Linked DNA regions of Homo sapiens: region 1 is linked to region 2. The links are chromatin loops, found by intact Hi-C in ENCODE. Cell type or tissue: heart right ventricle. All regions are shown on one strand. Links, peaks and the distances in the headings refer to the core of each region. The heading gives the core; the rest is flanking DNA. Region 1 holds the start of LOC107984199 (a long non-coding RNA gene). Region 2 overlaps ANKRD16 (ankyrin repeat domain 16).

Region 1 (16,275 bases), core at 4,289-12,288, 240 kb before region 2:
TCTGGGAGGCTGAGGCAGGAGGATTACTTGATCTCAGGAGTTCAAGACCAGCCTGGACAACATGGCGAAACCCCGTCTCTCCAAAGTATACAAAAATTAGCCAGGCATGGTGGTGTGTACCTGTAGTGCCAGCTACTTGGGAGGCTGAGGCACGAGAAGTGCTTGAACCCAAGAGGCGAAGGTTGCAGTGAGCTGAGATCATGCCACTGCATTCCAGCCTAGGTGACAAAATGAGACTGTCTCAAAAACAAAAATAAAAAATGAAATGACAGGGCCAACAACACACAAAGAGAGAATCTGAGAGGAAAGGTGACTTGCCTCACGTCACCCAGCCAAGGTAATGGCCAAGCAGGTATCAGAAACTGGCCGTGCCATGAAACATGAGCTTCTGCTACCCGAAAAATAGCAGGGTTCATTCCCCTGTCAAGCAACAATGACTCTCTGTGAGAATGCAAGTTTTGATCCATGAGTTTATTACTTGGCTCCAATAAGGAGGGCACTGGGCATATTCTCAAAGCAGTGTCTCTCCAAGGGAAAGTGACAGGAGGGTATTATGGGGCAATGGAGAGGGCAGAGGGTGCATCGTCGCATGTAGAGCAGGGGTCTCTGTGGCACAGGACCCTGTCATCATGCCAGCACATGGGTTGCATGTTATGGTCCTGAAGCTGCAGCTTTTCCAGGGTAGAGACTTAGCATTGTCATGAGGAAAGTTCACTGGGATTCACGTCTAAGTTGCCAGGGTCTTTCAGGAGCTGGTTCTGACCAACAGGGTGGCCTCATTCCACCCAGGGTTGGGAAGAGTAGGCTGCAGGGCAGGAGGCTGTAACCCAGGCTGATGGCTCAACTGGATTAAATTCCTCCGGTCCCTGGATGTGGTGGCGCACACCTGTGGTCCCAGCTGTACTCAGGAGGCTGAGATGGGAGGATCACTTGAACCCAGGAGGTCAAGGCTGCAGTGAGCTGTGATCACACTACTGCACTCCAGCCTGGGCAACAGAGCTAGACCCTGTCTCAAAAAAAAAAAAAAAAATCCTATGGTGGTCCCTGGAGACCCTCCTTGTCTCCTTACACTTCAGCCCTGGTGCATTTTCTGCAGAATTAAGATCTGAGTCAGTCAAAGGGTATAACATTTTAGCTATGCAGGATGAGTAAGTTATTTGAGATCTAATGTATGGCATCATGAGTACAGTTAATAATACTGTATCCTGGGAATTTGCTAAAAGATTTTATCTTAAGTGTTCTCACCACACACACAGAAATACTGTCGCTACGTGAGCTGATGGGTTTGTTCATTAGTTTGACTGATAATCATTTCGGTCTATACATATATCAAAGCATCATGTACACCTTAAATATATACAATTTTTATTTGTTAATTATACCTCAATAAAGCTGAAAAAGTCTTTTTAAATTAATTTTAATTTTAGAAGAATTGAGAGCATAAAGTGACCTTTGAGACCTTTCGCAGGCACCCTGCGTGTTTCAGGTAAGAAGTCCGAGGCCCGGGGTGTGACACCCCCAGGCCACCAGCTCTGAACGACCTGTAATCAGGGTGGCCCAGCTCCACCCAGCCCGTGGCTCCCTGGGACTGAGTTGCCTTCAATGCCTCCAGGGCTGGGGATTACTGATGGTGGCAGGGAGCAGGGGCCTTCTAGATGACACCCTCCTGGGCCCAGGCCACAGTCAGCTTGGCGAGGCCCAAGGCTTCTCCCGCGGCTCCTCCCACGGCCCAGATGGGACGCAGGCCGATCTAGGCTGTCCCGCTCGTGCCCCCGTGTGGCCAAACGCTAAACACCAGGAGGGTGCAAATGGACCTGGGCAGCTTTTGAGCCTGCTGCACCTGTCACCCGCAGGTCAGGGCCAATGGAGTTCAGGACGTCTGCGCACCAACGACTCAGACCACAAACCTGTGCCTGAGCAGTGGCTGGCAAATATTTAGGGGTGAACCTGCAGCTCATTCATGAAAACTAAGAACATGCAGAGGACCCCGAGCTTCAAGCAGCTTAATGGTGACACTAAAAAGCTCACCTCAGCCTGGGCAACATAGGGAGACCCTGTCTCTGCAAAAAATTAAAAAATCAGCCGTGCATGGTGGTGTGTACCTGTAGTCCCAGCCCAGCTCCTCTGGAGGCTGAGGCATGAAAATTGCTTAAGCATGAGAAATCAAGGCTGCAGTGAGCCAAGATCACGCCACTGCACTCCAGCCTGGGTGACAGAGTGAGACCCTGTCTCAAAAAAGTTAAAAAGCTAACCTCAACAATCTCCCCTTTTGTTCTGATCTTCAGCAGTTACAGGATCCCAGAAGGATCACTTCCCCAAAGCAGCCCCTTTCGGCCCAGCCCCATGGCTAAATTCCCACTCATTATAAAGGGTAGGACACTCGGGGTGACTTATCCTCCAGTGTCTGGAGCCCACAATATTTTAGGGACCCAAGAAAACGTTCTTACTTCCACTCTTATTAATTAATTAATGTATTTATTTATTCTGAGACAGAGTCTCGCTCTATCGCCCAGGCTGGAGTGCACTGGCTTGATCTCAGCTCACTGCAACCTCTGCCTCCTGGGTTCAAGCGATTCTCCTGCCTCAGCCTCCCGAGTAGCTGGGACCACAGGCGCCCGCCACCACGCCCAGCTAATTTTTTTGTATTTTTTAGTAGAGACGAGGTTTCACCATGTTAGCCGGGATGGTCTCGATCTCTTGACCTCGTGATCCACCCACCTCAGCCTCCCAAAGTGTTGGGATTACAGGCGTGAGCCACCACGCCCAGCCCCCACTTCTTTTCAAGTCAAATTTTAATATAATAATAATATACAGTTATGAATCCAGCCTAGATTACATTCATATTTGTACCAACAGTCCTCAAATCGCATTTTTATTTTCTTTATAGAGAAAGAGGTCCCGGAAAGGAAAAGAGCCCCGACCAGGCCCCCTGTTCCTATGCAGCCCCAGGACTCTGTGCCTCTGAAAGCTCTCACTTATAAAGGTAAAATCCATTTCCAAAGACGAGGAGCACCGTGGGCCCATTCTCGCTTGCTTTCTCTGAGACAGCACAGATCTGAGGGGGTGTCCAGGACAGTGAAGCCATCAAAGAGCGCGTGACAGGAAGGGGGATGCTTGGCCTGGAGTGGGCAGAGGAAGACAACACGGGCTACGCGGGCGTCTCCACCTCCGCAGAAGCAGTGAGAAGAAAGGAGCAGTCAGGCACAGCTGGGTTCGTCTTCCCGGGAATGTGATCTGGAGGAAACGGTTTAACCTCCCAGACCTCCCCACATCTGTAAAGCAGAGAAGACAGCAGCACTTGCCCGATGCGGCCATCTCGAAGGCTCGCCACCCGCGGGAGGCACCGGAAACGGAACTGCCAGGACCCTTTTCTCAAGATGGCGCCCAAGGTAATGAAGGAAGCGCCTGCCCCTCCCAAAGCCCAAGCCACAGTAGGGGCTTTGAGGACCAAGGAGGCGGTGCTGAAAGGTGTCCACAGCCACAAAAAGTAGATCCGCCGTCAGCCACCCTCCGGCGGCCCAAGACGCTGCAGCTCCGGAGACAGCCCAGCTATCCTCGGAAGAGCACCCGAAGGAGCGTCCCCAACCCGAGTCCGCCATAAAGACGTTATTAGATTGGTGCAAAAGTAATCATGGTTTTTGCCATTACTTTAGATGGCAAAAACCGCAATTACTTTTGCACCAGCCTAACAGAAGACAACCACACACGTGCTTCTTATGGATGTCAAAGCTGGCAGGCGCTGGGCAAACAGGCTGGAAAGAAGCCCTCCGACATCGGTATGCCCAAGGCCCATACCCTGCTCAGGCCCGAGGTTCAATTGGCACCTGGCTAAGATGGTTTGGATGCTGCCCACAAAACCGGGTCATCTAAACTGTGTCCAGAGCTGGGCATGGTGGCTCACACCTGTAAGCCCAGCACTTTGGGAGGCCAAGGTGGGAGGGTCCCTTGGACCCAGGAGATCAAGACCAGCCTGGGCAACATAGTGAGACCTCATCTCTACAAAATTTTTAAAAATTTTTAAAAATTAGCGCAGCATGGTAGCTCACGCTTGTGGTCCCAGCTACTCAGGAGGCTGAGGTGGGAGAATCACTTGAGCCCAGGAGGTTGAGGCTACAGTGAGCCATGATCATACCACTGCACTCCAGCCTGGGTAACCGTGTGAGACCCCATCTCAAAAATTAAAAGTAATTAATTAAAAAATAAAATAAACTGCATCCAGCTGGCTAATCCTAAATATATACTTTTTCCCATGAAAAGAGTGGAGCCATCATAATAATGTGCTTTTGCTCTCATTTCCCAGGTGGACCCTGAGCCAGGCCGCATCCAGTGGGGAGCCCTGCATGGGCAGCAGGTGAAGCCCCTTGGAGATGCCCAGGGATCCAAAGGCGACATCATTGATGGCAAGGCTGCCCCTCTTGGTCTCTGGGTTTGCCACCACTCTGGCTTGGAGACAGGTGCTGCAGCCTTCCCAATGCTGGGCTCACTCTGGACTCGTCATGAAGTGCTTTCTGCCAGGGCACCCTGGTTGGAAGTTTAGAAGCCCTAAAGGACAGCTACAATTGTGGCAGCTGTGAGAGAGCAGCTGTTGTTGATCCACACACGGGCCAGAAGGTTTATTCCGAGAGGTTCTGGAAATCTGCTGGGAGGGATGACTCCCTTGTGTGGGGAACACACTCAGATAGTTGCATATTCACTCATCTACACCACACCATGAATAAAACTTAGATTCCAGATTTTAAACACTGCCAAAGGGCAACTTCCTCCCTTTACCCACTGACCTCACAACTGCCCTCAGCACACAGTCATCCCAGACCTGCTCCCACAACAGGGCTCCCTCCACTGCTGCGGCCCGGCTCAGGGTCACCCTGGGAAATGATGGTTAAAAAATAAAAATGACTGAGGTGCCCGGTTCAGCCTTCTGTGCCGAATGAGCGCAGCAGCCAGGTGCAACCGGAATGACGGATGGGAACCAACAGATGTCCCTCCCACATGGCACCAGCAGCCAGGGCCCCTGAAGGCCACTGTTCACCTTGGCCCTCATCCTGCAAACATGTTCGGAGCTCATTCTCTGAGCCAGGCTGTGTGCTGGGCATGGAGCTGCTGGGGTGAGGGCAGACAGGACCTGGCCTCTAGCCTCAAGGTCCTTGCAGTCTGGGAAACTTTACAAGCACGTGAATAAAGTATTCGAATCAAGAAAGATAGGAACTGTTATAGAATTAAAAGCAAAGTGCTTTGGGTAGAGTTACAAGCAAGGTACCTGGAAACCCAGAAAGAGAAGGATTCTTCAGTCTGGGAGGAAATTAAGGAACATTCACAAGGGTCAGAAATGAGCTGGGCCCTGAAAGATGGAAAGGAATTTCCTGCTTAACTAGAAAGCTTTCTCCACAGTCCGAAATATGTTTCACAGTGAGAAGGAGGATAGGCAGGGAACACGTTGGCGTTGTTGTGGTGTGTTGTTGCTGTTTTTTTTTTTTTTTTTTTGAGATAGAGTCTTGCTCTGTCGCCCAGGCTGGAGTGCAGTGGCATGATCTCGGCTCACTGCAAGCTCTGCCTCCAGGGCTCACGCCATTCTCCTGCCTCAGCCTCCCAAGTAGCTGGGATTACAGGCGCCCGCCACCACGCTGGGCTAATTTTTTTGTATTTTTAGTACAGACAGGGTTTCACCGTGTTAGCCAGGATGGTCTCGATCTCCTGACCTCGTGATCCGCCTGCCTCGGCCTCCCAAAGTGCTGGGATTACAGGCGTGAGCCACCGCGCCCGGCCTGTTGTTGTTTTAAGCCAGCAATACACCTCACCACATTAGTGTGGATGTCTGGAGAAAGTGTTGAGACTACATTGGCATCTAAAAATTCCAGTTGTGTCGAACGTAGCGGCTCACGCCTATAATCGCAGCAATCTAGGAGGCCAAGGTGAAAGGATTTCTTGAGCCCAGGAGATCAAGACCAGCCTGGGAAACATGGCGAGATCCCATCTCTACAAAACATTTTTAAAAATAGCCAGGCATGGTGGTGCACACCTGTGGTCCCAGTTTTTCATGAAGCTGAGGCAGGAGGATCACTTGGACCCAGGAGTTCAAGGCTGCTATGAACTGTGATTGCGCCACTGAACTCCAGCCTGGGTGACAGAGTCAGACCCTATTTCAAATAAATAAATAAAAATTCCAGTTGCTAAAGCCACAAATATCCAGAACCCACACACTGACCTGTGCCTTCCAGGACTGCAGGTGGGGTGGGTACTGTCTCACTGGTTACTATAACGGAGTACCACAGTCTGGATGGCTTAAACGGCAGACATTTATTTTCTCACGGTCCTGGAAGCTGGAAGTCCAAGGTCAAAGTGCTGGTGTGGTTGGGTTCTGGTGAGGGCTGTTGTCCTGGCGTGCAGACAGCCACTTTCTCACTGTGTCCTCCCGTAGCTTTTTCTGTCTGAGACAGAGATCTCTGGTGTCTTTTTCCTTTTGTTATAAGAACACCAGTTTTTTTGAAGAGAACAGTCCCACCTTTATGATTTCCTTTAACCTTACTCACCCCCTTAAAGGCCCTACCTCCAAATATAATCACATTGGAAGTTAGGGCTTCAAAATATGAATTTGGAGGAGGCCTAATTAAGTCTGTAGCAGGCATTCCCAGCAATGCATCAAAAAACAAAAACAACAAAAAAAAAACACGGAAGGTTGGAAAGAGAATGCAGTGAGGAAAGGGTCGGAAAGGGAGGGGCTGTGGCCAGGACGGGTGTCAGAGAGAACTGCCAAAGAGATTCGAAAACCAGGGACCCAGATCATCCTCCGGGCCACTCCCAAATCAAGGGAAGAGGCTGGACGGGTCCAGGGTCGTCTCCTTCTTTTCTGTGTCAGATCTCCTTGATTCTACACTAACTCCAGGCATCTTTCTTCCTGTCCTATCCAGTCCTCACCATAGACTCATTCTGGAAAGCGGGGAGGGATGGCAGGAGAGGGAGCAGAAAGAGAAACTATTACGCTGTAGGTCCCGGAGAACACTGCTCTCCCTGGGTCTGGGAGCTTAGGGACTTTCTGCCACACCCCACGCCTCACAAGACTGAAAGAGTTTCATCAGGGTCTGAGCTCTGGGATTTGGAAACACTCATGGAAAACAGAGCAGAGCCTGAGTTTTGCGGAGAATCCCTGCCTTCTCCTAAAATACTCCTGGAGGAGGCAGCATCAGAATGCATGCTTGAGACGCACCACAGGATCTGCTTCCCCAAATCCTCAAACACACAGGACAGATGCCTCCTGGTCCCCATCATAACCCATCAATCACGCCCCAAAGCCGCCTGAGCCCTCACCTCCCGACTCTCCGAAAGCTGCCAACAATTACTGCTGAGCCAGCAATGCATAATAGTCTCCTTTCTGCCTTCCCGTCTCTTTCTGTCTTTTGTTCCCTGCCTGGAAATCTATATAGCATGAAAGGAGCTGTTGAGGTGTGTGTGGTTTTTTTTTTACCAAGAATCGGAAAATTTGAGTCATCTTTTTACAAAGTTAGACTGCGAAGGTTGTAGTCCTCTCTAAGGATTTAATAATGAAGTGAAGAGACCAGAGGTGACCAGAAACAAGTATGAGAGGAAACGAGAAGCCGTTATTCATGGATTTCCTGCAGTGTGCTCAGCACAGTACTACTCTAGGAGTTGGAGGATTTTTTTTTAAAGTGGTGGTGCTAGGGGCTGAGTGGTGCTACTTACTGTCTATTCTTCTGTTCTTCCTCAGTAAGAGAAACCTTATATTGCTTGGGATGGCACTGTGCCCAAAGTAAAACAAACACATCAAAAAAAAATACACAAGGCTTGCTTGGCTGGCAGACACTCCTTTTGCCAAGCTCTTTCCATTTTCTTCCTGCCTGGAAGATAGACATGATGACCAGAGCTGTAGCAGCCATCTTGGGACCATGAGGGTCCCATGGTCAAAAGATCAAAAAAACTGCAAAAGCTTTGGCTGTGGTATACATGAGGGCTGTCAAACTACAGCCCATGAGTCAAATCTGGCCCACTACTTGTTTTAGTAAATAGTTTTGTTGGAACACAGTCATGCTCATTTATTTGTCTGGAGCTAATTTTGCCCTGTCTATGACAAAGGGGAGTGGTTGTAACCGAGACCACTTGGCCCACAATGCTAAAAATATTGACTATCAGAAAAAAAAAATTATAAACCTCTGCTCTAAACCACAGGCAGTAACTGCCTATCTCCAGACTTATTATGTAAAAAAAAAAAAAAAAAAAAAAAAAAAAAAAAATCCTCTTGTGTTTGACATGAGGTTTCTTGTGTTTAACATAACGTTTCTGTTACTCACAGACTAATAGATATAATACTGTTTACACTCGAGGCACTCAGAGTTTACACAGCTGTGGAAGCAGAACATGGCAACGTTTAGAAAATTAAGAAAAAAGACACATTCCAAATCATCGCCAACCAGCAGAACATAGCCCTACACAACCCCAAGCAGCAATATTCACGGCGTCCTCTAGGTGGAGCTCTGCAGTGCACAGCCTGGGCAGCTGGAGGCAGCAGCCCTGTATCTCTGGCTTCATCCTGCAGCCAATTAATTCAACCAGTATATGGGGATTATCTCTGTGTCAGACACTGTGGAAAGTGAATACAACATGGCCCCTGGTCTTTAGAAGCTTATAGGATAAAAGAAATATACCAAGTAGCCGTATGGTATGGACTAACTTGTGTCCCTCACCCAAATTCATATGTGGACGCCCTACCCCTCAATGTGACTGTATTTGGAGTTGGGGCCTTCGAGGGTGTAATTAAGGTTACATGAGGTCATAAGACTGAGGCCCTAAACCAAATAGGTCTGGTTCCTTATAAGAAGAGGAAGAGACACCCAGGATGCGCACACGCGGAGGAGAGACCGCGTGAAGACACCATGAGAAAGAAGGTGGTTTGTACATCAAGGAGAGAGGCCTCAGGGGAAACCAAACCTGCTGACAGTTTGATCTTGGATTTCCAGCCTCTAGAACTTGGGGAAAATGTATTTCTATTGTTTAAGGCCCCCAATCTGTGGTCTTTTGTTATGGCAGCCATAGCCAAGTAACACACAATTTAAATAGACCACATGGTGGCTCGAGGTCAGTGCTCCAGAGATTCAAATGTCACATAGCAAATAGCATCATTCCAAGGCCTGGAGGATAAAGACATGACAGCCCCTGTGTCCGCTGAGACAACCAACCATTGCTGCTCCACACACCTTCAGCAAGCACTGCTCAGGCTGGGGCACCTGATGCTGAGATCTCCCTTGATAGGTGTTCTATTTGAAGAGAAAAGATTGTGTCCCAGCTATTGAACGCCCACCCAGGCTTCATCCACCTGGGCACCCAGTCCGGTCCAGTCCATCTCTGCACTGGCAGGCACGGCCTGGCTTTCACATTCCTCTCTCACCGCCTCTCCCAACTCCATATCTGGCCTCCAGCTCTGCCAGCTGCCTGTTTACACCACACGCCACAATCTGATCAATTTTCCAGAACATGTGTGTTTCGGTTCATATCATTCCTTGACTGGAGATACAGAGCTCAGATTCCCTTTCTCCATGATGCATTTTTTAAAAACAACGAATTCTCAAGCACTGTTTTCCTCTTGTGTGGCATTCACTCCATTCTGGCTTCTGTTGAGACGATGTTGATAAAGCTGATGCATCTTTTATCCTCTCCTAAATGGGAGGGTCTTAAAGGGAAGCCAAGATCTTTGCATTTCCCTTCCCGAGACTCAGTTCAGAGCCATGTATTAGACATTCAACACGTGCCCATTAAATAATAGATCAATGATAGATCAATAGATGGATGATAGCTCAAGAGACAGATATATTGATTGATTGATGATAGATATATAAACAGATGATCAATGATAGATCAATAGATAATAAACAGATAAATAGATGATTGATGGACAGATAGATAGCCAGTGGCTGACACCTGTAATACCAGCTACTCAGGAGGCTGAGGCAGGAGGATTGCTTGAGTCCAGAAGTTCCAAGCTGTGGTACACTACACAGATCAGGGGTCCACACTAAGTTTGGCATCCATATGGTGACCTCGCAGGATCAAGGGACTGCCAGGTTGCCTAGGGAGGGGTGAACCAGCCCAGATTGGAAATGGAGCAAGTCTAAACACCCATAATGATCAGTAGCGGGATCACTCCCGTGAATAGCCACTGCACTCCAGCCTGGGCAAGATAGTGAGGCCCTGTCTCTAAAAAAAAATTGAAAGATGATAGATAATAGATAATCAATGGATGGATAGATAAATGAATAGATAGATGACTGATGGATGGATAGGTAGATAGAGGGATAATAGATGATAGAGAGAAGGAATAGATGATGATAGATGAGAGAGAAAGAGAGGTAATATTAAAGCCATCATTTCTGGCCTTGCAGGGAACACTCTCTCAGCCGTGTTTCCTGACTGCACTGGGGAGGATTTGGGTCCAAGCTCCTCCTGTAATTTCCTGAGGTCCTGTGAAATGATCCTGCCCTAGGCAGCTGCGTTCCCAGAGGAGTGTCCACCTGGGAGCACGCCACAAGCCCAGAGGAACATTCTGATTTCCTAATGGAACCAGATGTCCCAGTTTGGGCAAAAGGGCCTCCCGGGAAAACAGAGTACTGCCAAGGACTCAGTCTGGCATGTCCCCAGAGGGAGAGAAACTGTCCCCACCCACCACTTACTTGGATGGAATTGCTCCCCGGCATGCAGAGGTATCACTGTGTGAGGTCAGCAACGATGCGTGGAGGCCTGTCTCGAGGCGACCTTCTGGTGGGGAGGACATTCTCTCCGGTTGTATTTTCATTCCACTCAGTGTTTCCGTGCAGAGTGGAGTGAGCGCCCCTCCTTGACCTCATGAAGCTGCTCAAGGGCAAAACTCTACCTGGGACTCGATTTGCTTAGAAACAAAATACGCAAAGGAAACACCAATTCAAGGTAGCCTGTTATTCACGGCCAAGAGAGAGACTTCTCTGACACTTTGGATCTTTCCCTCCATCAATCATTTACTTCAGTGCTTGGAATGTCAGGAGGAAAATAATGAGTCACACCTGGTCTGAGGCAACCAAGTCACTTGTCAGCACAGAGTGCCTGCAATCACAGCACTCGGTGACCAAGGCCCAGATGCTTGGCTGCAGCTGGAGGCATAACAAGAGGTGCCAGAGAGAAAGACCAGTGAGATACTTTACAGCCAAGATCTGCAAAGCACACATCCAGGGACTCCAGCTTAGGAAGCCTGGCTGTGAATGTTTGTTGAATGCAAAGGAACACATCGTTGTAGGCTGGCCTGGGAGCCCAACACAAAATAAGAATCAGTGCCCAGCTGGGCTTTCAGTTTACTTGTTATTAGAAATATTATTGGGCTTTATCAAGTCTTGACAACTCTATTGCCCTGTTTGAAAGTGACACAGAATTAATCCATGGGCTGTCAGATCATCTGAGGAACGGCCTTATAGACCAGGCCAGTTTTAGATTCAGCCTGCTGGATGTGGGAGCCACATGTGGTGGGACAAGCACAGGTTGGGGGCTGGATGTGGGAACTCAGTAGCACCCAGCCTCTTGAGTAATACTGCTCTCATCAATGCTGTATTTAACCAAAACTGCACCTAAATCGTATCTTACCTATATTTCTTGAATACAAGTTTATACTCCATGCTATTTTAGAAGCAGCAAGGGACCCCTCTGACACCAAAGAAGAAGGAAAAAAATCTAACAATTAGACTCTTTGAAGTCAGCTTGTGATGGATTTTTTTTCCTATGGCTCAGTCAAGTTTTATAAATGACCTATTTCTGTTCTGCCGCCCACAGATTCCTAGAGGCTCGTAGGCAAAATCCCACGCTCTCCGGATGGCCAAATCTTGCCTTTTATGATCAAAGTCTCTCCCAGGTCTTTGAAAATCATAAGCATAAGAAGGATTACAGTAAGCCCTGTTATACATGTAAAATTCCATGGAATTAAGTCTCACTCTCTTCTTCGTGCCTGGTAGAAAAAGTATGAAGGAAAAGAAAAGTCACTTCAACAAATCTTCTGTTTCTTCATCCTCATCCCAGAAGAGTGCTGCCATTAATCAAAGTCGTTATAAAGCTTTGTAAACCACAGAGCACCATGGGAATCAAAATGAAGTTGTTCTTTATGCTATGTAATTGACTTTATTAATCCAAGACTTTAGAAGGTCAGCAGTCATCCCTCTTCTGTCTTCTCCAGTGTCCTTGGCAGAGTTAAGAGTCAAGTTTGCTCATGCCTTGTCCTGGTCTGCTGAGGCTGCTAAAACAAATTCTATATGGCTGGGCACAGTGGCTCATGCCTGTAATCTCAACACTTCAGGAGGCTGAGGAGGGAGGAATCCTTGAGCCTAAGACCAGCCTGGGCAACATAATGAGAACTTGTCTCTACAAAAGTTAAAAAATTAGACAGATGTGGTGGCACACGTCTGTAGCCTCAGCTACTCAGGAGGCTGACGTGGGAGGATCACTTCAGCCTAGGAGATTGAGATCATGCCACTGCACTCCAGCCTGCGCAACAGAGCAAGACCCCGGCTCAAATAAAAGCAAACAAAACCTAAACACTGGTGGTTTTTAAACAACAGAAATCTATTTCTCAAAGTTCTAGAGGCTGAGAAGTCCAGGATCCCTGCCTGGTGATGACTGCTCTCTTCTCCATAGACAGCGACTTCTTTCTGTGTCCTCATCTGCCTGAAGGGGCAAGGCAGCTCTCTGGCACCTATTTTTATTTTTGACACAGAGTTTCACTCTTATTGTGCAGGCTGGAGTGCAGTGGCACGATCTCGGCTTACTACAACCTCTGCCTCCCAGCTTCAAGCGATTTTCCTGCCTCAGTCTCCCAAGTAGCTGGGATTACAGGCGCCCGCCACCATGCTTGGCTAATTGTGTATTTTTACTACAGACGGAGTCTCACCATATTGGTCAGGCTGGTCTCAAACTCCTGACATCAAGTGATCAGCCCACCCTGGCCTCCCAAAGTGCTGGGATTACAGGTGTGAGCCAGTGCACCAGGCCTGGCACCTCTTTTCTAAGGGCACTGGTCCCTTTCAAGAGAGCTCTGCCCTCATAGCTAATCAGCACCCAGAGGCTCCACATCCTAATACCATCACTGTGGGGGTGGGGATTTGAACACAGGAATCTGGGGAGAGACAGACATTCAGACCACAGCATCCCCCAGCTCACCACATGATGAGGTGCAACATCTGTTCCTATACCTGCTCCCTGAAAAACAGACTCTGAGATGCTCGGGGCCAAGATTTGCTTTTATGTGTTCTCATATCATTAGTGCCCAGCAGAGAACTTAAAATAGAACAACTGGTAAAAAAAGGAAAGAAGAAGATGGGTGGGCTTGGATGGGGAAGATGGGGAAGAGGACCAAGGAGCAAGAGGATGTCCCTGCTTCTCCTCTGGTCTTACCCTCTGTCCCCAGCACAGTGGAACAAGCTTCGGGATTTGGATTCACACCAAGAACGGAGGGACTTTTCTTTGTTGATCACTCAGAGTGCAGATGGTGAAGCTAAGTGCACATCCTGGCTCAGCGTCCAGTGGCAGATTCTCCCCAGCCATGAAGTCCGTGTGCACAACAACCGCACACCTGGAGGCCAGATGCTAGAGTGAAATTGTATTTGAACGAATAAATGTGTACACAGGTGCGTGAGAGAGAGAGAGACAGAGACAGGCAGAGAGGCCTATCATCCATCTTTTCTGCCTTTTTTCATGGTTTGGAGAAAAAGGAGGCACTCTTTAGATTGGACCAATTTAAGACATCTTTTCATTCAACTTGTCGGAGATCACAAGACCTTCAAGCCAAAATCACTGAGGCCTCGCTGTCACTGTCATGTGGTGCTAATGTGGAGAAAAGAGAAAAGGCAAAGACTCCAGGGTCTGGAAATATTTTCTCAGCCATTACAGGGGGCACAGCCCCTGCCAGGGCCCTGTGCGCCCCACCTTCATCTCTCCACGGCACAGCTGCTCGAAAGATGAGCAAGCTGTCCAGCTTTGTTCTCAGAGCCAGTCTTACGCTCGTTTTTCCGAATAAAGGAACTCAACTGCCTAGAAGAAACAGGTGTTGCCCACTGGAGAGAAAGCACAAGCAGTTTAACAAAGTGGCCCAGGGCATGAAATGGACAGGGAAAGGCATTCTTTTCATCCCAAATGACTTCAGAGCTCTCTGCAGACTCACCTGGTAGCACAGATGGGATACCACAGGGAGCATTGCTATGGTCCAGGAGTAGACGAGATTCCACTCCCTCCCTGGAAGACCACGGGGAGCCCAGAGCTGAGCAAGAGATCCCACTGGGGATCCCACTGGGGTCTCTTGCTGTCTCCCTCACGACGCCTCCCACCTGCAGAAGGTGGGCAGCACCCCGCCTCCACGGGCTGGGGACAGAGGGTGCAGCTGCATTTTCTTACTGTGAAATGGCCCCTCAATTATGACCTCTCCAAAGGGGAGGGTTTGATACCAGGGACTTTGCCCAGAGCCAGACCTAGAAGACGCACCATTGTCCAGGGAGGGAGCCATACCAGCGCAGCGAGGCCAATCAGTGAGAGGCATTTTACCCAGCACTTTCCTACAGAGGAGATGAGGGTCGGCTCTGTGAGACAAACCTCAGGACACAGGGCTTTGCATACCTAGTTTGTCTGAGAGTAGTTCCAAAAAAAGTGTCAACACCCACTGTGGAATACAAGCTCCTATAACCAAAACCATGCCGTTGTGGCCAACAGGAATCTGAAAGGTGTTTGTAAGCACAACCGAGTTTCTAATTTTTTGGTTTTTTTGCCCTTCGTTGTTCCTCTATGCATTCAATTTTTATTATGAAAAAATCAAACATCAAAACACATGGAGAGTAACCCCATGTTTCTATTTGCCCCCCAACATGAGCAAATAGTAGCATTCTATCATGTGCTTCGTATCTTTTTTTTTTTTTTTTTTTTTTTAGAGATAGGGTCTCACTATGTTGCCGAGGCTGGTCTCGAACTTCTGAGCTCAAGCAATCCTCCCGCCTCAGCCTCCCAAAGTGCTGGGATTACAGGCGTGAGCCACTCTTCCTGGCCAACATCACTTTTTAAGAAATGCAATACAACAGAGGTGAAGTTCCCTGCGTTCCTATCCCCAAGCCACTGGTATCCCCATGATGCCAGTGTGTGGTTTCCATGATTTTATGTATTTACTGCATACGTATGAATTATTAGATGGGCTTTTTAAAAAAATTATACAAATTGACTCATACCATACACAGAAAAGTCTGGCAATTGTTTGATCGACCACTATATTTTTGAGATCTATTCGTGTTAAAACGTGTAGTTCTAATCCATCTTAACTTTTATCGAGTGTAGGTATGACATGTAAGATGTATATGATATTCTACATCTTACTCCCAACTGGTGGGGTTTTCACTATTACAGGTATCGCTGCAGTAAACAACCTCATACATGTCTCCTTGTGATATTGCCTGAGAGTTTCTTTAGGGTATTATTTATATAAAGTAGAATTACTGGGGACAAGGGGTATGCACATTTTTCATTGCATTAATATCAGCCAATAGCTCTCCAAAACAGACCTATCATCAATGTATTCCCCACTAGCAGCCTGTGCATTTCCATTTGCCCACATGGCCCACCCATCCACACTGTGAAACTCAGACCTTTCAATGACTGTCTCAATGGCGACATTCAATGGTAATCACTTTGTTGAATTAAATATTAATTTGAATTTCCCTGATCACTTCTCAGCATCCTTTCCTGGGAGTGGACATTTCAAGATCCCTCTTTTATAAAGCCCTGTTCTTATTCTTTGCCCAGTTTTTTTCTATTGGGTTGTTTATCTTTTCTTTTTTGTAGAAATGGGGTCTCTTTAGGCTGCCCAAGCTTGTCTCAAACTCCTAAGCTCAATCCTCCAGCCTCAGCCTCCCAAAGTGCTGGGATGACAGGCATAAGCCACAGCACCTGGCCCATTTTAATGATCTATCATAAGATCTTTATATATTTTGCTTGCCAATTACTTGTTATATATGTTGCAAACATCTGCTCCAAATCTGTCCACTGCACACTGCATTTGAAAATGTAAACTGAGAAGTCTTATGACTGCAGGACTCCTGAAATAGATGGTATGATCTTAAGGCGGGAATAGTTCACACAGCTGCAAGATCTACAAACATCAACAAAACCACACAACAGTCAATGTAACTTTCATATTTGGGGACCACTTTAGGCTTTTCAAGGCATCTTTTTTTTTTCTTTTTTGTGGGGACAGAGTCTCACTCTGTCTCCCAGGCTGGAGTGCAG
Region 2 (16,275 bases), core at 3,567-11,566:
TGCCAACAAGTTATAGTCCAGACTTATGCTGCCCGAGATGAATTCTTAGAAGTCCCCTTAGTTAATCCTGACCTTAATCTATATACTGATGAAAGTTCATTTGTGGTGGAGAATTGGATACGAAGGGCAGGTTATGCCATTGTTAGTGATGTAACAGTACTTGAAAGTAAGTCTCTTCCCCAGGGACCAGTGCCCAGTTAGCAGAACTAGTGGCACTTACCCGAGCCTTAGAACTGGGAAAGGAAAGGAGAATAAATGTGTATACAGATAGCAAGTATGCTTATCTAATCCTACATGCCCATGCTGCAATATGGAAAGAAAGGGGGTTCCTAACCTCTGGGGAACCACATTAAATATCACAAGGAAATCATGGAGTTATTGCACGCAGTGCAAAAACCCAAGGAGGTGGCAGTCTTACACCGCCGAAGCCATCAAAAAGGGGAAGGAGAGGGGAGAACAGCAGCGTAAGTGGCTGGCAGAGGCAGGGAAAGACCAGCAGAAAGGAAGGAGAGAAAGAGACAGACAGAGAGAAAGAGAGGAAGAGACAGAGACAAAGGAGTCAAAGAGGGAGACAGAGAGAGGAAGAGACAGAGAGGCTGAAAGTCAAAGAGAGAAGGAGAGAGAGGAAGAGACAGACAAAGAAGAGTCAGAGAGAGAGAAACAGAAAGTCAAAGAAAGAGAGGGAGAGACAAAGAGGGAGTCAGAAGGAGAGAGAAAGACAAAGAAGAAGTCAAAGAGAAAGAAAGAGAGATGGAAATAGTAAAGAAAAAACAGTGTACCCTATTCCTTTAAAAGCCAGGGTAAATTTAAAACCTATAATTGATAATTGAAGGTCTTCTCTGTTACCCTATAACACTCCAATACCACCTTGTTATCAGTGTAAGCAAGGGCGTAGCCTGAAAGTACTGAGGCCACTGACAACCCATAGCCTTCCTATCAAAAATCCTTAACCCAGCAGGTTTCCTAACAGGGGATCTAACTCTTAACTAATTACCATACAAAGGTCCAACCAGACCTAGGAGGAACTCCTTCAGGACAGGACCATAGATGGTTCCTCCCCGGAGATTAAGGAAAAAAGACACAATGGGTATTCAGTAAGTGATAAGGAAACTCTTGAAGAAACAGAGTTAGGAAAATTGCCTAATAATTGGTCTGCTCAAACCTGCGAGCTATTGGCACTCAGCCAAACTTTAAAGTACTTACAGAATCAGGAAGAAGCCATCTATACCATTTCTAAGATAATATGGACTGAACGAGGTTTTATTAATAGCAAAGAAAAATTAAAATCCCAAACTTATAAGGTTTTCAACAAAAGTAAAGTTTGCTAAAATTTAACAGTGTAACATGTATTATCCTAACCTCTAATCTTATGGAAATCAGACCCTATCAGCGCCCCTCAAAGCTCAAGTCCATCAGTGCAGAGCCATCCACTAATACCCCTACTTATAGGGTTAGGAATGGCCACTGCTACAGGAACCGGAATAGCCAGTTTATCTACTTCATTATCCTACTACCACACACTCTCAAAGGATTTCTCAGACAGCTTGCAAGAAATAACAAAATCTATCCAGTAAGGATAGTAACTACGATCCCAAATAGACTCTTTGGCAGCAGCGACTCTCCAAAACTGCCGAGGCTTGGACCTCCTCACTGCTGAGAAAGGAGGACTTTGCACCTTCTTAGGGGAAGAGTGTTGCTTTTACACTAACCAGGCAGGGATAGTACGAGATGCCGCCTGGCGTTTACAGGAAAAGGCTTCTGAAATCAGACAACGCCTTTCAAACTCTTATACCAACCTCTGGAGTTGGGTGACATGACTTCTCCCCTTTCTAGGTCCCGTGACATCCATCTTGCTATTACTCACCTTTGGGCCCTGTATTTTTAACCTCTTTGTCAAATTTGTTTCCTCTAGGATCGAGGCCATCAAGCTACAGATGGTCTTACAAATGGAACCCCAAATGAGCTCAACTAACTTCTACTGAGGACCCCTGGACCAAACTGCTGGCCCTTTGACTGGCCTAAAGAGTTCCCCTCTAGAGGACACTACAACTGCAGGGACCCTTCTTTGCCCCTATCCAGCAGGAAGTAGCTAGAATGGTCATCACCCAATTCCCAGTAGCAGTTGGGGTGTTCCGTTTAGAGGGTGGGTTGAGAGGTGAAGCCAGCTGGATTTCCTGGATCAAGTGGGGACTTGGAGAACTTTTCTGTCTAGCTAAAGGACTGTAAATGCACCAATCAGCACTCTATAAAAATGCACCAATCAGCGCTCTGTGTCTAGCTAAAGGATTGTAAACACACCAATCAGCACTCTGTAAAATGGACCAATCAGCAGGATGTGGGTGGGGACAAGTAAGGGAATAAAAGCTGGCCACCCCCAGCCAGCAGCGGCAACCCACTCGGGTCCCCTTCCACGCTGTGGAAGCTTTGTTCTTTTGCTCTTCATAACAAATCTTGCTGCTACTCACTCTTTGGGCCCACGCCACCCTTAAGAGCTGTAACATTCACTGCGAGGGTCTGCGGCTTCATTCCTTAAGTCAGCAAGACCACGAACCCACCAGGAGGAACAAACAACTCTGAATGTACCATCTTTAAGATCATAACACTCACCGCAAGGTCTGTGGCTTCATTCTTGAAGTCAGCAAGACCAAGAACCCACCAGAAGGAATAAATTCTGGACACAATACCACAAAAAGACAAAGAAAGCAAAGGTGCGGGAAGAAACTTTTGGACAAGTTTGTCCAACCTGTGGCCCAGGTGGCTTTGAATGTGGCCCAACACAAATTTGTAAATTTTCTTAAAACATTGAGATGTTTTGCGATTTTTTTTTTTAAAGCTCATCAGCTATCTTTAGTGATAGTGTAGTTTATGTGTGGCCCAAGACAATCATTCTTCTTCCAATGTGGCCCAAGGGAGACAAAAGATTAGATACCCTGCTTTTGGAGGCGAGGGATGTGTTTATTGCCTTGGCCGTGGTGATAGTTTCCTGGGAGCACAAATATGTCTGAATTAATCAAACTGTATATATCAAGGATGTGCAGCTTTGTGTACCAATTATACCTCAGTAAAACCATTACAAAAAGGAAAAGAACAAAGGAAATGCAAATTCCTAGAGTCCACCCTGGACCTACAGGCCCAGCTCTCTGGGGCTGCCCAGCCACCTGTGTCCAGCAAGGTGGGGGCCTGAGAAGCACTGCCCAGGCCTTTGCTCCCCTAATGGACTATTTCACCCTTCCCTAACTCGTCAGACCTCCCATACCACATCCTCACTCTCAGCTGATCACCTGCTTTCCTATTTCACTGAGAAGTCGAAGCACCTAGAAGACAGCTTGGTGTTTCCCAGCACCAAGGGCCCCAGCTCCTGCTCAGCACCCTTCTGCTCAGCTTTCCCTCTTGAGGCTGGGGAGGAACCGGCAGGGTGAACGCGAGTATTTCTCCTCATGCACAAGAAGCTACTCAATGCAGCAGCTATGGCCGCCCCTGGGAACTAGCTGGAAGCAGCTGGGGGTTGCTGGGGGGAGGGGTGGGTGGGTGGGAATCTGCATCTTTAATAGTTTCTAATTTCAACTTTTATTTTAAATACAGGGGGTACATGTGCAGGTTTGTTACCTGGGTATATCGCGTGATGCTGAGGTCTGCAGTAAGGATCGCATCACTTAGCATGGTATCCAGTAGGTAGTTTTTTTGACTGGCCCCCGCACCCCTGGACTCTCTCCCTCTGAGAATCTGCATTTTTCTTTTTTTCAGGATCCCTAGGTTTGAAGGAATCTGCATTTTAACAAGACTCTAGTTGCTTCGTACAGACATTAGACTCATTCCTCCTCCTCACTTTCTGTTGGACCATTCTCTCAGCAATCTGTAAACTGTAATCTGCTCCATTAAAAAAACCAAAACATCGATCCACATCCCTCTCCACTGCTTCATTTGCAAGCTCCAGGTTCTGCCTTCCCATTCTCTCTCAAACCTGCTCTGATCTTTGTCCAGCTCCTCACCGACCCCTTCACGGAGGCCCCCAGTGCACCTGCGCAGTGAGGTCAGCTTCGCAGGGGCCCCCAGTGCACCCGCACAGTGAGGTCAGCGTTGGCTCTTGGCCTCTCTTCCCTGCGACTCTGCCCGGGCACCAGCCAGTCCTCATTCCCTCCCTACTGCTTTTTTTTTTTTTTTTTGAAACAGGGTTTTGCTCTGTCACCCAGGCTGGAATACAAAAGTGCAATCATAGCTCACTGCAGCCTTGACCTCCTGGGCTCAAGGAATTCTCCCACCTCAGCTTCCTTGGTAGCTGGGACTACAGGCACACCACGCCCAGCTAATTTTTTGTATTTTTTGTAGAGGCAGGGTCTCACCATGTTGTCCAGGCTGGTCTCAAGCCATCTGCCCGCCTTGGCCTCCCAAAGTGTTGGGATTACAGGCGTGAGCCACGTGCCTGGCCATTGCTATTTTTAAAATGTTGTTTCAATTACCCCCAGGGTGTCACTCCCCTTCAGGATGCTTTGGGCCTTCCAGAGTAGGAAGAGTAACAAGAGACCTGGTTCACCTGTGGTGAAGCCAGGAGAGGTGTCATGTTGGTTGAAATGCCTGCAGAACCCTCCTGTTGCTGTGCTCAGGCCAGAAGCTGCACAGAGCATGGGCCGATAAATGCATCCACTCCCCGTGCTTTCCCAGGAGCGCCCAGGCCTGTCCTCAGTATCAAGTCAATCACATTTTCAGCATGGTAGGAGGAGGCAGGTTCTGCAAATGCTGCAGGGTGGGTTAATCACACAGGCCAATCAAGTCCCTGTCGTCACCACGATTGGCAGAGGCCAGCCCTCACTCCCATCTTGTTTCCTTCTCAGTAAAAATCATGTCACGCAGCCAGGCTTGGTGGTTCACGCCTGTAATCCCAGCACTTTGGGAGGCCAAGGTGGGCGGATCACCTGAGGTTGGGAGTTCGAGACCAGCCTGACCAACATGGAGAAACCCTGTCTCTACTAAAAATAGAAAAATTAGCCAGGTGTGGAGGCGCACGCCTGTAATCCCAGCTACTCAGGAGGCTGAGGCAGGAGAATCGCTTGAACCCGGGAGGCAGAGGTTGCTGTGAGCCGAGATTGAGCCATTGCACTCTAGCCTGGGCGACAGAGCTAGACTCCAACTCAAATAAATAAATAAATAAATAAATAAATAAATAAATAAATATCACACCACATCACTCTTTCCAACTGAAAGAGTGTAATTTAAAAAAGTGTAAAAACTGCCAAATGTAAGTCCACATTATTATCCATTCTTGTAGGAAACGTAATAAATGTGCTCCACAAATCCCCCACCCTCCTAGATACTGGCATTGAATGAGGCGCCCACGTGGGCTCTGCCCTGAACTTTTCTTCCTTCTTGCCCTTCTTCTTTCCTTCATGCCTCTGAGAAGGAAACTCTCCTTCTGCATCTGGAGCTGAGCTCCCCAAGGGCTTCTAAGCCTACTTCCCACACCTTCCGAAGAGCCTTATCCCACAGAGCCCTCACTCCCTCACCGCTGGCTTCCTCCCTCTGTGGGCTCCTTTCCCAGTCTGTAAACATGCCACATGCTCATCCCCTCACTCACCCTCTCGGAGAAAACTACTGTCCTGTCAAACTGCTTTCTTCTTTCCTTTCCTTCACCACACAATGCAGCCAAGGGTGCAGAGAGTTGCTCAGGCCCCTGTGCAGCCCATATCTCCCACCCACTCGCATGGCCCAACCTCCAGTGATCAAATCCAACAGCCGTTTCTGTCCCCAACCTGCCGCCCTTGCCTCCAGTTGAATTTGACAGAGATTACTCTGTCTACATCTTAAAAAAACGGAAACCAATGAAAGAGGCAACACACAAGACTCAATATGGACAGTAATACGATGGAGCATAAGACGGCCATGAAACACGACATTCACAAAGTTTTAAAGAGCATTAGGATTTGCTTGTAAAATAAAGTTAGAGGGCCAAGTGTGGTGGCTCACACCTGTAAACCTAGCACTTTGGGAGGCTGAGGCGGGCGCATCACTCGAGGTCAGGAGTTTGAGACCAGCCTGGCCAACATGGTGAAACCCTGTCTCTACTAAAAATACAAAAATTAGCCAGGCATGGTGGAGGGCGCCTGTAATCCCAGCTACTCAGGAGGCTGAGGTATGAGAATTGCTTGAACCCAGGAGGTGCAGGCTGCAGTGAGCCGAGATTACGCCACTATACCCCGGCCTGGGTGACACAGCAAGACTGTCTCCAAAATAAATAAATAAACAAAGTTAAGGGAAAAACTGCACGTGCAGCATCAGCTCAACCGTATGCATTTTATTTATTTTTTATGTAGGTATTTTTTTTGAGATGGAATCTCACTCTGTTGCCCAGGCTGGAGTGCAGTGGCGCGATCTCAGCTCACTGCAAGCTCCACCTCCTGGATTCACGCCATACTCCTGCCTCAGCCTCTCGAGTAGCTAGGACTACAGGCGCCCGCCACCACACCCGGCTAATTTTTTGTATTTTTAGTAGAGACGGGATTTCACCGTGTTAGCCAAGATGGTCTTAATTTCCTGACCTCGTGATCTGCCCCCCTTGGCCTCCCAAAGTGCTGGCATTACAGGCGTGAGCCACCGCGCCCGGCCCTGCATTTTATTTTTTATTTCTTGAGAGGGAGTCTCACTCTGTCACCCAGGCTGGAGTGCAGTGGTGTGATCTCGGCTCACTGCAGCCTCTGCCTCCTGGGTTCAAGCGATTCTATGCCTCAGCCTTCCAAGCAGCTGGGACTACAGGTGTGCCCCACCACACCTGGCTAATCTTTTTTTTTTTTTTTTTCTGAGACAGAGTCTTGCTCTGTCGCCCAGGCTGGAGTGCAGTGACATGATCTCAGCTCACTGCAACCTCCGCCTCCCGGGTTTAAGCAATTCTCCTGCCTCAGCCTCCCAAGCAGCTGGAACTACAGTCGCATGCCACCATGCCCAGCTAACTTTTTTGTATTTTTAGTACAGACAGGGTTTCACTGTGTTAGCCAGGATGGTCTCGATCTCCAGACATCATGATCCGCCCGCCTCGGCCTCCCAAAGTGCTGGGATAACAGGCATGAGCCACCGTCCCCAGCACGCCTGGACAATTTTTGTATGTTTAGCAGAGATGGGGTTTCACCATATTAGCCAGGCTAGTCTTGAACTCCTGACCTCAAGTGATCTGCCCGCCTCGGCCTCCCAAAGTGCTGGGATTATAGGTAGGGGCCACCGTGCTCAGCCCTATATGCATTTTTAAAGACTAAGGGAAAATAAGAGTGGTTCCATCTGGGTGGTGGAACTATAGATTATTTTTGTTTTCTCCTTTACTATCTTCTGTATTTTACAATAGGCCTTACAAACAAAAGTCTGGGAGATTAAAAGGGACATTTTTCTGGTCTGCCACCTGCTGGTGGATTCTAGCAACGTCCTGGGTTAAATTAAATTCAGTGCTTGCTCCTCCCTCTTCTCACTGTCTGAGCACCCTCCCTATAGTTCCCTCCAGCTTCTTTAGCCTGACTTTTGCCATCTCGTTTCCATTTTGTGATCCTTTCCCTCTTGTCTTGTGTATTTTCTCGTGTAAGTTTTTTTGGTAATATATGTTAGGTCCTCGCTATTTTCAGGTCATTACAATTTTTACCTCTTTGCATCTCTTTTCAGCGACTTCTGCTTTTTTTTTTTGAGACGGCGTCTCGCTCTGTTGCCAGGCTGGAGTGCAGTGGTGATCTTGGTTCACTGCAACCTCCAACTCCCGGGTTCCAGTGATTCTCCTGCCTCAGCCTCCCAAGTAGCTGGGATTACAGGCGGGTGCCACCACGCCTGGCTAATTTTTGTATTTTTAGTAAAGACGGGATTTCACCATGTTGGCCAGGATGGTCTCGATCTCCTGACCTTGTGATCTGCCTGCCTCAGCCTCCCATAATACTGGGACTACAGGTGTAAGCCATCGTGCCTGGGCGAGACTTCTGCTTTGATTGAGCTTAGTAACACACACTCACCATGGGAGCGGGTGTGCTTTTAGGACAAGCTGACAGCCCTGGTGGAAGTGGGTGTTAGTTAAGGCAATCAGAAATCCTGGCAAGTGTAGTACGTGCTCTGGGAGGCAGGTTAAGCCACAATTGGCAATCAATGCCCTTGGTCACATTAGTGAGAACGCCCTGGCAGCCATGTGGAGGGTGGATTTGAGGACTTGGAGAGGTGTATTTAAGACATGGCTGCCACTCTCTAGGAGGAGAGTGAGAGAGCTTGGGCAGGAGTCGCAGTAGGGATGGTGTGGAACAGGCAGATTAGAGAGCCGCCCAGCAGCTGTCCTCTGCAGGGACTCCTTAAGAGGGAGGAGTCATGACTGACCCCCAGCTTTCCAACACAGGTTGGGTGAGCTGTGATGCCACCAACCAAGGCAGGAATGCAGGCCTGTATGTCAGTGGGTTGTGGGGAAGGCTGGGTTTTGAATAAACTGAATGTGAGATGGCCTCAGAACATCCATGCAGAAACGTAAGCAGGCAGTGGAAAGTAAGGGCTAGAGAGAGATCTGAGTGTTACTGACATTAGGGTGTAGCTGAAACCCGAGGCATGGACGACAACGCTTCAGGAGAAAATCCAGAATGACGGAGATGCTGGAGACAGAAGCTGGTACGCATGAGCACGGAGGGCCAGCCTGACAGAGGAGTGCAGAGGCAGAGAAGGAAAAGGCAGAAAGAAAAACCCAGGAGTGCATTATTGCATGTGGCAACAGTCCAGAAGGGGTAGTGATCAGTAAGTGAACTGAAAGGGTCAGTAATCTAAGGGCTAAAAGTACATCACTTGAAATGGCAAGCAGGACGTCACTGGTATCTGAAAGGAAGAGTCTGCACAGAGCAGCAACAACGACGCCAGACTGCGGGGGGTGGGAGGTGCCTATGAGCTGAGGGTATCAAGTAGAGACTCTTCATGAAAGTGTGTATGGGAAAAGATGCTCCAGAGGGAATAATAATGAGAAGGGGCTGCAGGGTGCAAGAGTCAGAGGACAAAATGAGACAATCTAGGTAAGGGCTTAGCACACTATCTCGCATTTACTAAGTGCTCAATGCACATAAAGGGCTTTTATCGCCCATTCATTAACTATATAATAATTTTAAATTTAAATGACAAAAATCAGTCCAAGGAGCCTGCATACCAGTCGGGGAGAAAAACAATCAACAAAATAAATAAATTATATGGTACATTTGCTAATAGCAAATGCTAAGAAGAAAAAATAAACTGGGGAAAGAAGATATCAAATGTTGAAGAAAAGGACACAATTTTAGATAGGGTGGCCTGGGCAGGCCTCGCTGAGAAGGTGGCTTGTAGGTAAAGACCCAAAGGAGGTGAGTAAAGTAACTATAATTAGGGAGTAATAGAAAAATATTAGTTATCATTGCCAGAGCATTCTTCATATATTATTGTTATGGAAACATCTGGTTATTATTCTATTATTGCTACTCTCTTTGCTGCAATTAATGTTCTTTTTTTTTTTTTTTTTGAGACAGAGTCTCATTCTGTCACCCAGGCTGGAGTGCAGTAGTGCAATCTCGGCTCACTGCAACCTCTGCCTCCCAGATTCAAGCGATTCTCCTGCCTTAGCCTCTCAAGTAACTGGGATTACAGGCGCCTGCCACCATGCCAGGCTAATTTTTTTGTTTTGTTTTGTTTTGAGATGGAGTCTTGCTCTGTCACCCAGGCTGGAGTACAGTGGCACGATCTCGGCTCACTGCAACCTCCGCCTCCGGAGTTAAAGCGATTCTCCTGCCTCAGCCTCCCAAGTAGCTGGGATTACAGGCGCATGCCACCACGCCGGGCTAATTGTTGTATTTTTAGAAGAAACTGGGTTTCACCATGTTGGCCAGGCAGGTCTTGAACTCCTGACCTCAGGTGATCCACCCACCTCAGCCTCCCAAAGTGTTGGGATTACAGGCATGAGCCACCGCGCCCAGCCCACGATTAATGTTCTTATAATCACTGCCATCTCTGGGTGTTTAGTAGTTTCAGCAGTGGCATCCAGTAACCACGGTTTCTATTACAAAGGTGCGTGGAATCTAGGAAAACCGGGGACAACAGTGTAACATGCTGTGTCATCATCATCAGCTGGTTTGTAAGGGCAGAAGCAAAGCCAAGTGGAAGCTGATCGTGCACGCAGCTGCTGCAAACACAAAGCTGCTCATGTGTGTGCTGAGGGGAAAGAGGGCAGTCCCAGACTGATCTTTCAGTCCCACCTGTACACGTGAAATAGCCGCACAACAGGACCATCTTCAGACCTAGAGGGCATTGACGCAGGCATCTCTGGAGGAACAGAAAAGTGGTAACTACATCTCAAATCAGTGCAGATGGAGAGTGTGTAATTTAGAGGTCACAAGACAGGAGTGTTTCTACCAGAACACTGATTTGGTGGTTAGAAACAGGAATCCGCTGATGCCATCTGGGAATAATTAAGACGAACGGGAAATTCTTGCTCTGTGCCAAACCGAGCCCAACGCTGAGAGTAAGGTGGGTGTGTAATAAGCACTTACTGGATCACACTGAATAAGAGGATTCAATGTTGCTTGTGACTGATGCATACAATGATTAAAAAGCCTGATCTAGACTAATAATTATTCTTTGCAATTCAGAGAGAAGGATCAAAAAAGGAAAAGAAAGAAAAGGAAAAAAAAGTAGAAAAAGAATCTAAATGCCTGAGGACTCATCCTATCTTTACTCCGTTTAAGAGGCTATAATATTTTTTAAAGCTAAATGTCAAGTGTTTCATTCCTTAAGTCACAGGCTTCCGTGGGTGGATGGGACAGGCCAGAAAAATGGGTTTTAAAGACAAAACCCCATTCTTAAACTCAGGTTAACAGAAGTTTTGTAAATATCTTAGTTACATTTTCTTTTTTTCTTTTTTTTTTTGAGACGGAGTCATGCTCTGTCGCCCAGGCTGGAGTGCAGTGGCGCTATCTCAGCTCACTGCAACCTCTGCCTCCTGGGTTCAGGCAATTCTCGGGCCTCAGCCTCACTGGTAGCTGGGACTACAGGCATGCACCAGCACAGCTGGCTAATTTTTGTATTTTTAGTAGAGATGAGGTTTTATCATGTTGGCCAGGCTGGTCTTGAACTCCCGGCCTCAAGTGATCTGTCTGCCTCAGCCTCCCAAAGTGCTGGGATTACAGGCACGGGCCACCATGCCCGGTCCTTAGTTACATTTTTTACATGTATTTATTACTTGAAGGGGGTCAATACTGAATTTATCTATTAAAACAAACAAAAACCCTCAAGATTAAAACTTGATAGCTTAACTAGCAGTGCTTAGAATATATAAAAGTTTTTATTAATTTCTTGTAAATGCCTGTGTAAACAGATTATAAGTATGTCCTTCTTGGCTACGAAACCAAAAGTGAACCATTGTAATGGCCAAGTAAAAGCTTATGAAGGAAGAAATTAAATGGGCCAACTGCATTTTATAGCTCAAGCTAATAGCAACGTATGTGATATTTTTGTTATTATTATCACAGCCTTACCATGCAGCAGTTACTATAAGATATTTCATATGTTTGTGAAAGTGTGTATGCTATATTATATTCATGCATGGTACATGCTTCTCTAAGGATCCCACAGCCTGATCGCGCAAACGTTATCTATTCTACTTTAAGAGTACAAAGAGTGAAATATGGACTACGGGAAGATTATGACTGTGCTTGGGACTCCATAATGTGCCTGTCATGGAGCTGGGAACTCAGCCCCCTGATCACTGGGAACTCCTCAGCAGGAGTGGAACATGCAGGATGAGGGAAGGGAGGAAGTGGAGGAGATGGAAAACTGGCTTCCAACTGGTTTCGCTGAATCTGTGACTGACTTAAGAAGCAGGATATGAATTACCATGCACTTTATTGCCTCCTCTTGGAAACATCCTTATGTCATTGCGCTATGGCCAGAGCCCTGAAGGACATCTGCTCTCCTTGGGAGCTGCTGAGCCAGGGTGCCCGTGATGTCTTCAGAATCCTTCAGTCCCGACTGCAGGAGAAACTTGGCACAGGCCAAGTGCTGACCTGCACAGGCCAGATGCAGGGCTGAGGGGTGACAAAAATCACATGGACTTAAAACACAATCCCTGGAGCAATACTGACCTCATGAGTTGATAGTGCCCAATAAAAATATCAATTCTTTCAATATCTTCCGTAATCCATCTTCACAACTTCACCTATACTAGATCAAAATATTTTTGTTTCTAACCTGATTGGGTTGAAAATAGTTTTAAAGATAACAAAACCAGTTAGAGAGGATTTAAGAAATTTATCTAGGCTGGGCGTGGTGGCTCATGCCTGTAATCCCAGCACTCTGGGAGGCTGAGGTAGGCAGATCATGAGGTCAAGAGTGTGAGACTAGCCTGACCAACATGGTGAAACCCCATCTCTAATAAAAATTAAAAAATTAGCCGGGCGTGGTGGTGCATGCCTGTAATCCCAGCTACTCGGGAGGCTGAGGCAGGAAAATCGCTTGAACCCAGGAGGTGGCGGTTGCAGTGAGCACTGCACGCCAGCCTGGGTGACAGAGCAAGACTCTGCCTCAAAAAAAAAAAAAAAAGAAAAAGAAACTTATCTAAAGCAAGAAGCAACAGAGCAAGTTAACAAGATATAGGATACATCCTCTTCATACGCCTGAATGCTCTGGAAACACACTTTAAATGGTACAAAAAACTTTCTAAAAGGCTTATTGAATTTGCTTTGTAAGTAAAAATATCACCACAAATAATCACGTAGCCAAAAAAACACTTTTGAACAAGCTTCCCACTCTGGGTGCAGAAATCAGCACTGAGGTTCCTGGTGTGCTGAGTTCAGGGGCACTGGTGATTCTGCTGCTTTCCCTCCAGCAGAGAAGCTGTGTCCCTTCCTGGGCAGAGCAGCTGCCCTTTCCAGCCCTAGAGTGAGTAGTTAGGTACCTGCGAGTCTTTGAAGCATCAGAAAGATCCCACTAGGCCAGGCGCGGTGGCTCATGCCTGTAATCCCTGCACTTTGGGAGGGCGAGGTGGGCAGATCACTTGAGGTCAGGAGTTTGAGACCAGTCTGGCCAACATGGTGAAACCCTGTCTCTACTAAAAATACAAAAATTAGCTGGGCATGGTGGTGGGCACCCGTAGTCCCAGCTACTTGGGAGGCAGAAGAATCGCTTGAACCCAGGAGGTGGAGGTTGCAGTGAGCCAAGATCGTGCCACTGCCCTCCAGACTGGGTGACAGAGCGAGACTTTGTCTCCAAAAAAAAAAAAAAATTCCACTAAACCCTTGCAAGATGGCCTTTGGCTCACAGAATGTTAGAGGGTTTATTTTAAAGTCCAAGTCTAAAGAATTTGCTCTCAGCAGATGTTTCTGAATATTCTAAATAAAAAAAATCATAATGAATATAGTTTCTAAATATACTCCAAAATGGATGACCTGTGAAGAATTGATACGATACCTGGCTAGCAGGTGTCATCATGGATTAGAAAGAAACTGCTTTTATGATGCATATATTGTTATGGTTTAAAATAACAACAAAGATTAACAACAGCAGTTGTAATGAGTGGCAGTCATCATCACTGTTATAATAACAATTATATGAAGGCTTTGCAGAGAAAAAGATATTTTAAGGAAAAGTAGCTGAGCTATTAGAAGAATAACATTAAGGCTGGTCACAGTGGCTCATGCCTGTAATCCCAGCACTTTGGGAGGCCAAGGCAGGTAGATTGTTTGAGGTCAGGAGTTCAAGACCAGCCTGGCCAACATAGGGAAACCCCATCTGTACTAAAAATACAAAAATTAGCCAGGCATGGTGGTGCATGCCTGTAATTCCAGCTACTTGGGAGGCTGAGACATGAGAATCACTTGAGCCAGGAGGTGGATGTTGCAGAGAGCTGAGATGGCGTGCCACTGCACTCCAGCCTGGGCAACAGAGGGAAACTCTTGTCTCAACACCACCACCACTAAAAAAAAAAAAAAAAAAAAAAAAAAAAAGGAAGAATATTAAAATCATTGTTTTAAATATAAAAGTGTATTGGTTATACTCAGTTTACTAATTTCCAAGGCATATATAAAATTAAACGGTACCTGATCGATTTTTTTCATCTTTAGAATTGATGTCAGCTCCCAAGGATAAGAGAGTCTGAATTGTACTTGTATGTCCTTCCTGAATTGAAACAAATTTGTTATCACTGTGATGAGGATAAAAGAAAACCTTTTGCAAACCAAAAAGTATCTGAGACAGGTCTCAATCAATTTAGAAGTTTATTTTGCCAAGGTTAAGGACATACCTGAGAGACAGGTCTGTGTCTCTCTCCAAAGATGATTTTGAGGGCTTCAATATTTAAAGGGGAAAAGAGGGCTGGAGTGAAGAGGAGGAGGGTATGGTCACATTACTGAATCCACATTGCAGGATAAAAGGAGCAGGGGGGGGATTAGGCAATGATACATTAAATATCTCTTTCCACTCAGTAAATTGGCACTTTACATAAGATAAGGTGAATATAAAGTAGCTACCTGTGGAAATATTTAACCCTTTATCTGTAGCTATCTGCTTAGGAACAAAAGGAAAGGCAGCTTTCTGCATGACTCAGCTTTCAGCTTAATTTTTTTTCTTTTGGCAGAGTGAGTTGGGGGTCTTACGTTTTTATTTTCCTTTCACACTTTAAACACAGACTCTAACATATATTAGGCACCTTTTCTAAAACAGTCGACTGCTAAAAGTGAATTTTCATCTTTTTTTCCCTAATTTATTCTTTTTTTTTTTTTTGTAGAGACAAGGTCTCACTATGTTGTCCAGACTGATCACAAACTTCTGGGCTCAAGGGATCCTCCTGTCTCAGCCTCCCAAAGTGTTGGGATTACAGGTGTGAGCCACTGCGCCCAGCCAAATTTTCATATCTAAAGTAAGATATTGTATCATTCTCAATTCTAATATAAATCATTAAATAAATATTTTGGTGACATTTAATTATTAGAATATAGATGATCAACTCTGTGAGCCAAATTACTGACCCAATGCAGTTAGTTTCCATCATTGTGAGCAGTACAAATCTTGTGATTTATACAGAACCCAAAACTCTAAAATTTCCCAAGCAAATATACTCTTTGTTGAAATCTTTAGGGGAGAGATAAACTAGAAAAGATCATAACCGCTCATAAATGGGAATTCCTATTACAGCTAGTAGGAATTATTATAATAAATATTTTATAAAATAAAAATATTATTTATATATATATATATATATATATATATATATATATATATATATTTGAGATGTAGTCTCACTCTGTTGCTTGGCTGGGGTGCAGTGGCATGATCTTGGCTCACTGCAACCTCCACCTCCCGGGTTCAAGCGATCCTTCTGCCTCAGCCTCCTGAGTAGCTGGGACTAGTGGCATGTGTCACCACCCCCAGCTAATTTTTTTGTATTTTTTAGTAGAGACAGGGTTTCACCATGTTGGCCAGGATGGTCTTGATTTTTTTTTTTTTTTTTTGACACAGTCTCACTCTGTCGTCCAGGCTGGAGTGCGGTGGTGCGATCTCGGCTCACTGCAAGCTCCTCCTCCCAGGTTCACACCATTCTCCTGCCTCAGTCTCCCTAGTAGCTGGGACTACAGGCACCTGCCACCATGCCCGGCTAATTTTTTGTATTTTTAGTAGAGACGGGGTTTCACCGTGTTAGCCAGGATGGTCTCGATCTCCTGACCTCACGATCCACCTGCCTCAGCCTCCCAAAGTGCTGGGATTACAGGCTTGAGCCACTGCGCCTGGCCGGTCTCGATCTCTTGACCCCGTGATCCGCCCGCCTTGGCCTCCCAAAGTGCTGGGATTACAGGAGTGAGCCACTGCGCCTGGCCTATAAAATAATTTATACACTCTTTGTCTAGCCAGTTAGTCTGCTACTATGTGATGAGACTACAGTTAAGGTTCCAGGTTCACTCTTCCTATGGGAGCACCCTGCGGCCACAGAGCACATCATGTGTATCTACCCAGCTGCTCGAAAGCAGGACATCAGGCAGGAAAATGTAATTGATCAGAAAAACAAGTAGGCCGGGCATGGTGGCTCACGCCTGTAATCCCAGCACTTTGGGAGGCCGAGGTGGGTGGATCACAAGGTCAAAAGTTCGAGACCAACCTGGCCAACGTGGTGAAACCCCGTCTCTACCAAGAATACAAAAATTAGCCAGGCATGGTGGCAGGCACCTGTAATCCAGCCTGGGCAAAAAAGCAAGACTTTATCTCAAAACAAAAACAAAAACAAACAAACAAACCAAAAAAAAAAAACAAAAAATAAGTAAAAGCATAAAGCCAATAGATAAT

What was found. A loop is a pair of places that touch in the nucleus more often than their neighbours do. Peaks named below come from ENCODE experiments on the same cell type or tissue, not always from the same donor. Only the 100,000 strongest peaks of a DNase experiment are listed, where the experiment ranks them.
Region 1: it touches region 2 in a loop (4-fold over the local background); 36 of 110 quality-filtered maps call a loop at or near these places.

What each region holds. Positions count from the first base shown.
Region 1 is chr10:5,621,554-5,637,828 of GRCh38, forward strand. It overlaps LOC107984199 (a long non-coding RNA gene), which reads right to left and starts at 11,472. Exons shown (of 2, transcript XR_001747344.2): 1 at 10,674-11,472; 2 at 2,844-3,272. It also overlaps the pseudogene RN7SL445P. In heart right ventricle, for the core only: CTCF peaks have their summits at 7,164 and 8,476 (motif pointing right); DNase peaks (open chromatin) are centred at 8,468 and 10,629; H3K4me3 peaks cover 1,059 bases; H3K27ac peaks cover 3,120 bases.
Region 2 is chr10:5,866,259-5,882,533 of GRCh38, forward strand. ANKRD16 (ankyrin repeat domain 16) reads right to left here. Exons shown (of 8, transcript NM_019046.3): 6 at 14,040-14,118; 7 at 11,839-12,029. The coding sequence ends at 11,872. Among named protein-coding and RNA genes, the nearest start is that of ANKRD16, 15 kb to the right of the region's middle. In heart right ventricle, for the core only: a CTCF peak has its summit at 7,384 (motif pointing left); a DNase peak (open chromatin) is centred at 7,383.